Regions from separate parts of the Homo sapiens genome. Here region 2 is linked to region 1. A link is a contact called in ENCODE Hi-C or POLR2A ChIA-PET data. All regions are on one chromosome and are shown on one strand. Each heading gives the region's core, a stretch centred on a gene start or an enhancer-like site at or near the end of the contact. The rest is flanking DNA. Distances are from core to core; before and after follow the strand shown. Region 1 overlaps USP7 (ubiquitin specific peptidase 7). Region 2 has its middle 5.6 kb from the start of NUBP1.

Region 1 (3,763 bases), core at 551-3,050:
CTCCTGGCCACAAGTGATCCTCCTGCCTCAGCCTCTCAAAGTGCTGGGATTACCGGCTTAAGCCACCGCCGCCTGCCATTTTTTTGTTGTTGTTGTGTTTTGTTTTTTTGAACCTTGCTTTTGGTATTATGTCCAAATATTTGCCCTACCCATCATGACAGATGTTTTCCTGTGTTTTCTTACAGTCTTGGGGTTTTACATTTCATTGTGAGCTACCTTTTGTATAAGGTGTGAGGTTTAGGTTGAGAGTCTTGTGGGGGAGGGGCTGTAGAGTCCATTTGTTCCATGACTTTTGTTAGAGACTGTCTTTGTCCGTTGAATTGCTTTTGTACCTTTGTCAAAAATCAAATGGGATCTGTTTCTGGACTCTTCCATTCTCCCCTGTCCGTTCCTTTGCCAGCAGTGCTGTCTTGATTATGGAAGCTTCATAATCAGGTAATGTGATTTCTCAATCAGTGCTGTTGTTTTTTTTAATTTTTACTTTTTTTTTGGAAGTGGGGTCTCGCTATGTTGCCCAGGCTGGTTTCTGACTCCTGGCCTCAAGCAGTCTTCTTGCCTTGGCTTCCTAAAGTGCTGGGATTATAGGGTATGAGCCACCACACCCAGTGGATCTGTGTTATTCAAAATTGTTTTACCTACTCAATCTTTTATTGTTCCATATAAATATTAGAATCAGCTTGTCCTTAGCTATGAAAAATCCTGCTTTTTAATTGGACTGTGTTTAAATGTATGGATTAATTTGGGGAGAACATCTTTACTGTGCTGTCTCCCACTCCATGGGCACGGTATGTCCCCAGTCTCAGTGATTTTCCTCTTATGAATGGCTAGCATTCACAGTACATCACTAGTGCACAGAAATGTTCAAGGTGTCTGTTGGTTTATAGGTTGAACTGTTCCCAAAGCCCCCACTAACCCATGAACAAATAAAACAAGATTTCCTTTGCTACTCTCTGGACAACTAGTCTTCCCAGGAACTTTTTGTTTGTTTGTTTGAGACAGCATCTTGCTGTGTTGCCCAAGCTGGAGTACAGTGGCATGGTCTTGGCTCACTGCAACCTCCACCTCCCAGGTACAAACGATTCTTGTGCCTCAGCCTCCCGAGTAGCTGGGATTACAGGTGTGCACCACCACACCTGGCTATTTTTTTTTTGAAGATGGAATTTCGCTCTTGTTGCCCAGGCTGGAGTGCAGTGGCAGGATCTCGGCTCACTACAACCTCCACCTCCTGAGTAGCTGAGATTACAGGCGCCCGCCACCACACCCAGCTAATTTCTGTATTTTTATTTAGTACAGATGGGGTTTCATCATCTTGGTCAGGCTGGTCTTGAACTCCTGACCTCAGGTCTTTCATCTGCCTTGGTCTCCCAAAGTGCTGGGATTACAGGCGTGAGCCACTGCGCCCGGTCCACCCAGCTAATTTTTGTATTTTTAGTAGAGGCGAGGTTTCGCCATATTGGCCAGGCTGATCTCGAACTCCTGACCTCATTCGATCTGCCCCTCACTTCAGCCTCCCAAGTGCTGGGATCACAGGCATGAGCCACTGTGTCCAGCCGCCAGGAACTTTTCAAAATACCTTTGACGCTAGTTTTTCAAAAGATCTGACAGCCCTTGAATTGCAGGTGTTCCATGAGAGTCTGAGTAGGTCCCCTCTAAAGGGGATTAAAACCTGAATGGTGGTCTGTGTCTCCAGTGGCCTAGAGTAGACTGGCAGCCTGTGACATGGTGCAAAAGAGAAAAAAATAGTTTTCTTTCTGTGCTAGGTTGTTCCCTTTTGTGGTTTTATTCAAATAAAGGAACCTGTTTGAAGTTGGTTATGTTTGACTATTTTTAAAGGACTTACATTAGCACAACCAAGAGTATGTATAAAAATCTCCTTTCTACCTCTGACCTCATCCCCAGTCCCCAAACTGGCTTGTCTTTTCAAATAATTTTTAGGGAAAAACAGACATTTAAGAGAGGAAGCTGCTACTTAGTTGCCAAGGTGTAAATGGACCTTCCAGGCCACAAATAGCCCAGGCAATTCCTTTGTTCCAGGACTCTGGCCTCCTCCTGACTCCAGGCGGGCAGCTGTTGCACCCCCTCTCTCAGCTGCCAAGGGGGTGTCAAGCCTCAGCCAGTATTTTGGCTGTGCTTTTTTTTTTTTGCACCTCTGTTGCTCTGCGTATTTTTGCTTTTGTTTTAAGAGTAATGCATATTCCCGGAAACATTCAAACATGCAAGCAAAAAGGCAAGAAGGAGAGTTTCTGTTCCTCAGAGGGAACTACCATTATATACTTGATGTATTATGGATATTGTCCCAGTTCATCCTTTTTTGTTTGTTTTTAATTTCAGAGACGGGGGTCTCCCTATGTTTGCCCAGGCTGGTCTTGAACTCCTGTATACTGCCTCCCCCGCACCTTATAGTTTTGCTTTAAAACCCAATTATTGTAGAATAAGCAATACAATAAATTTAATAGAGAAATGAAATTTTAAAAACCAAAATGTTTTCCTGTGAAAAATTAAACTTATGTTTAAAGTTGTGCATCAGTGCACGAAGCACTGTTTGTGTTTATCCCCCAGCGTGAATGCTCATTTTCTTGGGGAATGGGTTTTTGTGGTAACATTTCAAAATGAGTGAAAGGACATTCAACATTTTGATTTTAATACATATTGCCTTTGGGAAGGACAGTTGACTCTAGAAAAGTGTGTTCCCGCCAGCCATTCGACTCTACCCATATGCTAGACCTTCAGTACTGGTGGGCATCTCCATTGCTTTTCACCGTTAATCCAGCAGAGGAAGAGTGGTATCCCACGTTAACGAGGGAGGTGGAGCCTGTTGGTTAGTCGTTTGTGTTTCTCATGGCATTGGGGCCCTGCATTCTCGGTGTTGATCCTTTGGCTCTTGTGTGTCACAGATCTCCATCCAGGTAGGGGCATCCCTTGCCCTAACTGCATCTGTGCAGCTCGGTTCCGGCCGTGCGTGCTGCAACTTCTACTTGCATTGTGCTGCACAGTTGAGCAGATAATCCTGTTTCTTTTGCGGAGCAGACTATACATGTAGAAGCAGTACAGGCGTAATTATAAGCTCTTTACTTGTGCTGTATATTAAACCCCTCTCAGTGCACAACACAGCATTAAAACCAATCATCAGTGTTTGGACAGGCACTTTTGGTAGTTAGGATGATCTCTAGGGAACAGATGATTTTTACATAATGAAGCTAAACTGAAAGCTCCAAACAAATAGTTTTATTTAAGGATCACATATTATATGTGGCCTTCTTTGGGGCTTGGTTTTCATATAGCTAATTTACATCAGGATTATTTCAGCATATAGAGCAAAGCGTCAAAGTGGGTCCACTTTGAACACTCAGGCTCCACTGCCTTAAAGCCAGGTGGTCGGCTGACCTCAGGGCCCGCAGTGCCTGAAAAGGTACAGAACTGAAGGCAACCTAGCTTAGTAGGACAGGACTGTCCCCTGGAAATGGCTTTCCAGCCAGCCTAATGAGGGTGCATATGGCCAAATAACTGGAGGGTATAAAATCACAAAGTGGCTGGATGTGGTGGCTCATGTCTGTAACCCCAACACTTTTGGAGGCCGAGCTGGGAGATTGCTTGAGGCCAGGAGTTCAAGACCAGCCTGGACAACATAGTGAGACCCAGTCTCTACAAAAAAATACAGAAACTAGCTGAGTGTGGTGGTGTGCGCCTGTAGTCCCAGCTGCTCAAGAGCTTGAGGTGGGAGGATTGCTTGAGCCTGGGAGGTCATGGCTGCAGTGAGCCATGG
Region 2 (3,763 bases), core at 385-2,884, 1.8 Mb before region 1:
CTGGCCATAGATGCGTGAGTCCTGAAGAACCACCTGGCCAATGCACAGGCTGGTGAACTAGCTAAATGCTGGTGGTTTGACACTGTTGAGTTTGGGGTAGCTATAGACAACTGACACTCCATGCCTTCCAGCATCCCTCCTGCCTCAGCTCAGGCCCCCTCCTCCTCCTGGTCCTGCAACAGTGTCTGTTTCAGCCAGGATAGGCTAGTCTGCGCTGCCAAAACAGACATCCCCAAACTGAAGTGGCTCAAGGCAATCAAGTTTATTTTGGCATTTGCTCCATATGTAACTTCATGGACAGAGGTTCCTGCTCCCTGTGGTTCCTCAGGGACACAGACTGAAGCTCCACCGTCTCCTGTGGCCCCTTTTGAACACAGAGGACACAAGCCAGGGGAATTGTACCCTGATTCTGAAATGCTTCCACTAGAAATGACACCTATCTGCCCACTTTTCATTGGCTACAATTAGTCACACACGTCAGGTGCAGTGGCTCACACCTGTAATCCCAGCATTTTAGGAGGCCAAGGCAGGAGGATTGCTTGAGGCCAGGAGTTGGAGAACAGCATAGTGAGACCCTGTCTCTACAAAAAATTTAAAAATTAACTGGGCAAGGTGGTGCATGCCTGTAGTCCCAGCTACTTGGGAGGCCGAGGCAGGACGATTGCTGGAGTTGGAGGCTGCAATGAGCTGTTATCACAGTACTGCCCTCCAGCCTGGGCAGCAGAGTGACACCTTGTCTAAAAAAAAAAAAAAAAAAAAAAAAAAGGCCAGGCGCGATGGCTCACGCCTGTAATCCCAGCACTTTGGGAGGCCGAGGCGGGTGGATCACCAGGTCAGGTGTTCAAGACCAGTCTGGCCAACATAGCGAAACCCTGTCTCTACTAAAAATACACAAAAAATTAGCTGGGTGTGGTGGTGTGCGCCTATAATCCCAGCTACTCAGGAGGCTGAGGCAGGAGAATTGCATGAACCCGGGAGGCAGAGGTTGCAGTGAGCCAAGATTGTGCCACTGCACTCCAGCCTGAGTGACAGAATGAGACTCTGTCTCAGAAAAAAAAAAAAAAGGTTGGGCGTGATGACTCATGCCTGTAACCCAGCACTTTGGGAGGCCGAGGCGGTTGGATCACTAGAGGTCAGGAGTTCAAGACCAGCATGACTAATAGTGTGAAACTCCGTCTCTACTAAAAATACCAAAAATTAGCCAGGTACAGAGGCGCATGCCTGTAATCCCAGCTACTTGGGAGGCTGAGGCAAGAGAATTGCTTGAACCTGGGAGGCAGAGGTTGCAGTGACCCGAAATCACACCACTGCACTCCAGCCTGGGCAACAAGAGCAAAACTCTGTCGCAAAAAAAAAAAAAAGTCACATGGTCATGCCTAAAAAAGTATAGGAAGTACAGTTTTATATGACTGGAAGTGGAGGAAAACCAGATATCCAGGATCACAGTGATGTTTCCCACAGTTCCCTGAATTGTTTCTCAGTCTTAACATTCTTTCCCCATGAAAATCAGACCAAGTCACTCTGCTGCTCATAAACCGTCAGTGGCTCCCTATGGCCCACAGGATAAGGCCCAGTTTTCATATGGTGTTCAGTAGCCTGCATGACTCATTTTGACCCTTCCAGCCTGAGTGTCACTGAGAATATCGAGTCTATTCACTAAACAGCTGGCCTTTGCCTGGCACCCTAGTTCATTGCTGTCACTCACACAGGCCCTTCTGCCAGGAAAGGCCACTGCCTGTCTCTCGCCTATCTGGCTGTGGCCCAGTCCTCTGTGACAGGCCAAGTCTCAGCAGCATCTCCCCATGGAGGCCATTCCTGGCCTGCGGAACTGAACACACTGCGTTCCAGAAGTCTGAGCACGGTTTTCCATTCTAACAACTTCCGAAGTATGAATGCCATAAACTTAACAAAAATTAGCATTTGAAATTTTGTGTAATTTTCCTTTACACTTACTTAGTTCTGTGATTTTGAAAGACTAGATTTTAAATTTAAATTTAAATTTTTTTATTTCAGTTCCTCTGACTGAAGATGGTGAATAATGACTAAAAATGAAAGTTAAATTTACAAAGCTAAGTAAGTGCCAAGGATTTAAATAGACTTCAAAATAATTTTAAAAATAAATTAGTAAAACTATAGAGTCCGAAGATCAGGGTTGCTAGGAGTTCAGCGGGTGGGAGGGGATAAGGGGTAAACGGGAGCCCAGGGAACTTTTAGGGCAGGGAAGCTGCTCTGTGTGACTATGTAATGGTGGATGCATGTCATTATGCATTCGTCAAATCCCATAGAACGTACGACACCAAGAGTGAGGCCTAATATAAACCATGGGCTTTATTTAATAATAATGTGTCAATATTGGTTCATCAACTGTGACAAATGTACCACACTAATGCAAGATGTTAAAAATGGGGGAAACTGGGCAGGCGTGGTGCCTCATGCCTGTAATCTCAGCGCTTTGGGAGGCCGAGGTGGGTGGATCACCTGAGGTCATGAGTTTGAGACCGGCCTGGCAAACATGGTGAAACCCTGTATCTACTAAAAATATAAAAATTAGCCGGATGTGGTGGTGTGCGCCTGTAGTTCCAGCTACTCGGAAGGCTGCAAGGCAGGAAAATCGCTTGAGCCTGGCAGGCGATCTCACCACTGCCCTCCAGCCTGGGCAACACAGCGAGAATCTGCCTTACCAAAAAAAAAAAAAAGATTAGTGGATGAAACAAGACTAAAACCTGGTTACAGCGGCTAAAAATTTCAGCCAGACAGGGGCACTTTAAATATTCAAACAAGGTCAGCGAGCACCCTTAGAAAACACAGGAAGTGCCTGCGGTTCCTTAGTTATACCAGCAGGTGGAGCTCTCCCCCCACCTATGATCAAGGTACTCAGGCAATGGAAACAAAATTAAGTTTAGGTGTAGAAAATTTTCTGCTTCTTCCCTGGGATCCGGCAAATATAACAAGGGGCTATATACACACCAGGTGTTCAACACATAATTGAGTCGAAAAACAAGGCTCAGATGCATTATATAGAGAGAAACTGGAAAGGACGTGGATCCTTGAATGCCAGGTGTTCGCATTCAGGCTCCCTGTCTCAGTTTCCGTCTCTGAAAAATGTCAACAATAATATTCAAGGAATTATTGTTGGGAAGATTAAACAAGTTAATGAGTAAAACAGTTTTTTAGAGTGTCTGGCACTTTCAAGCCCTATATAGGTGTTAGTAATTATCAGTTTATTTCTTTTTTTAATGAGACAGAGTTTCGCTTTGTCTCCCAGGCTGGAGTGCAGTGGCACAATCTCGGCTCGCTGCAACCTCCGCCTCCCAGGTTCAAGCGATTCTCCTTCCTCAGCCTCCTGAGTAGCTGGGATTACAGGTGCCTGGCACCACGCCCGGCTAATTTTTGTATTTTTAGTAGAGACGGAGTTTCGCCGTGTTGGCCAGGCTGGTCTCGAATTCCTGACATCAGGTGATCCATCCGCCTTGGCCTCCCAAAGTGCTGGGATTACAGCCGTGAGCCACCACTCCCGGCCGGTTTATTTCTTAAGCTGCTTTGTTGAGGTATACCTGATATACAACAAACTGCACATATTGTAAGTATACAATTGCCAAGTTTTGACATATGTATGTACCCAAAGGTTTCCTTGTGGTCCGCTCTTGTTCTTTAGCAATCACTGACCTGTTTTCTTTCACTGTAGATTAGTTTGGATTTTCTAGAATTTTATATAAATGTAATCATACAGCATGCACGCTTTTTAATTCAGCTTCTTTCACTC

Evidence for each region. A loop is a pair of places that touch in the nucleus more often than their neighbours do. ChIA-PET counts read pairs that join two places held with the same protein, here RNA polymerase II (POLR2A). Pooled maps may share reads with other maps.
Region 2: a loop to region 1 is called in a map with no recorded cell type, with 3 times the contacts of the local background. The contact joins two enhancer-like sites. A Hi-C loop is called at or near these places in 1 of 37 single-sample maps with no recorded cell type and 2 of 50 pooled maps. POLR2A ChIA-PET finds 5 or more read pairs at or near these places in 1 of 52 experiments (B cell).

Annotation. Positions count from the first base shown.
Region 1 is chr16:8,942,613-8,946,375 of GRCh38, reverse strand. All of the region lies in intron 1 of USP7 (ubiquitin specific peptidase 7), which reads left to right. Among named protein-coding and RNA genes, the nearest start is that of USP7-AS1, 18 kb to the left of the region's middle. RefSeq lists an enhancer at 1,494-1,693. Within about 2 kb of position 1,800, at least 3 of the 41 ENCODE cell types and tissues checked have a DNase peak (open chromatin) inside an H3K27ac peak, as active enhancers do; they include B cell, where a contact is called at or near this core.
Region 2 is chr16:10,736,327-10,740,089 of GRCh38, reverse strand. No RefSeq gene overlaps it. Among named protein-coding and RNA genes, the nearest start is that of NUBP1, 5.6 kb to the left of the region's middle. RefSeq lists an enhancer at 2,333-2,382. Within about 2 kb of position 1,634, at least 28 of the 41 ENCODE cell types and tissues checked have a DNase peak (open chromatin) inside an H3K27ac peak, as active enhancers do; they include B cell, where a contact is called at or near this core.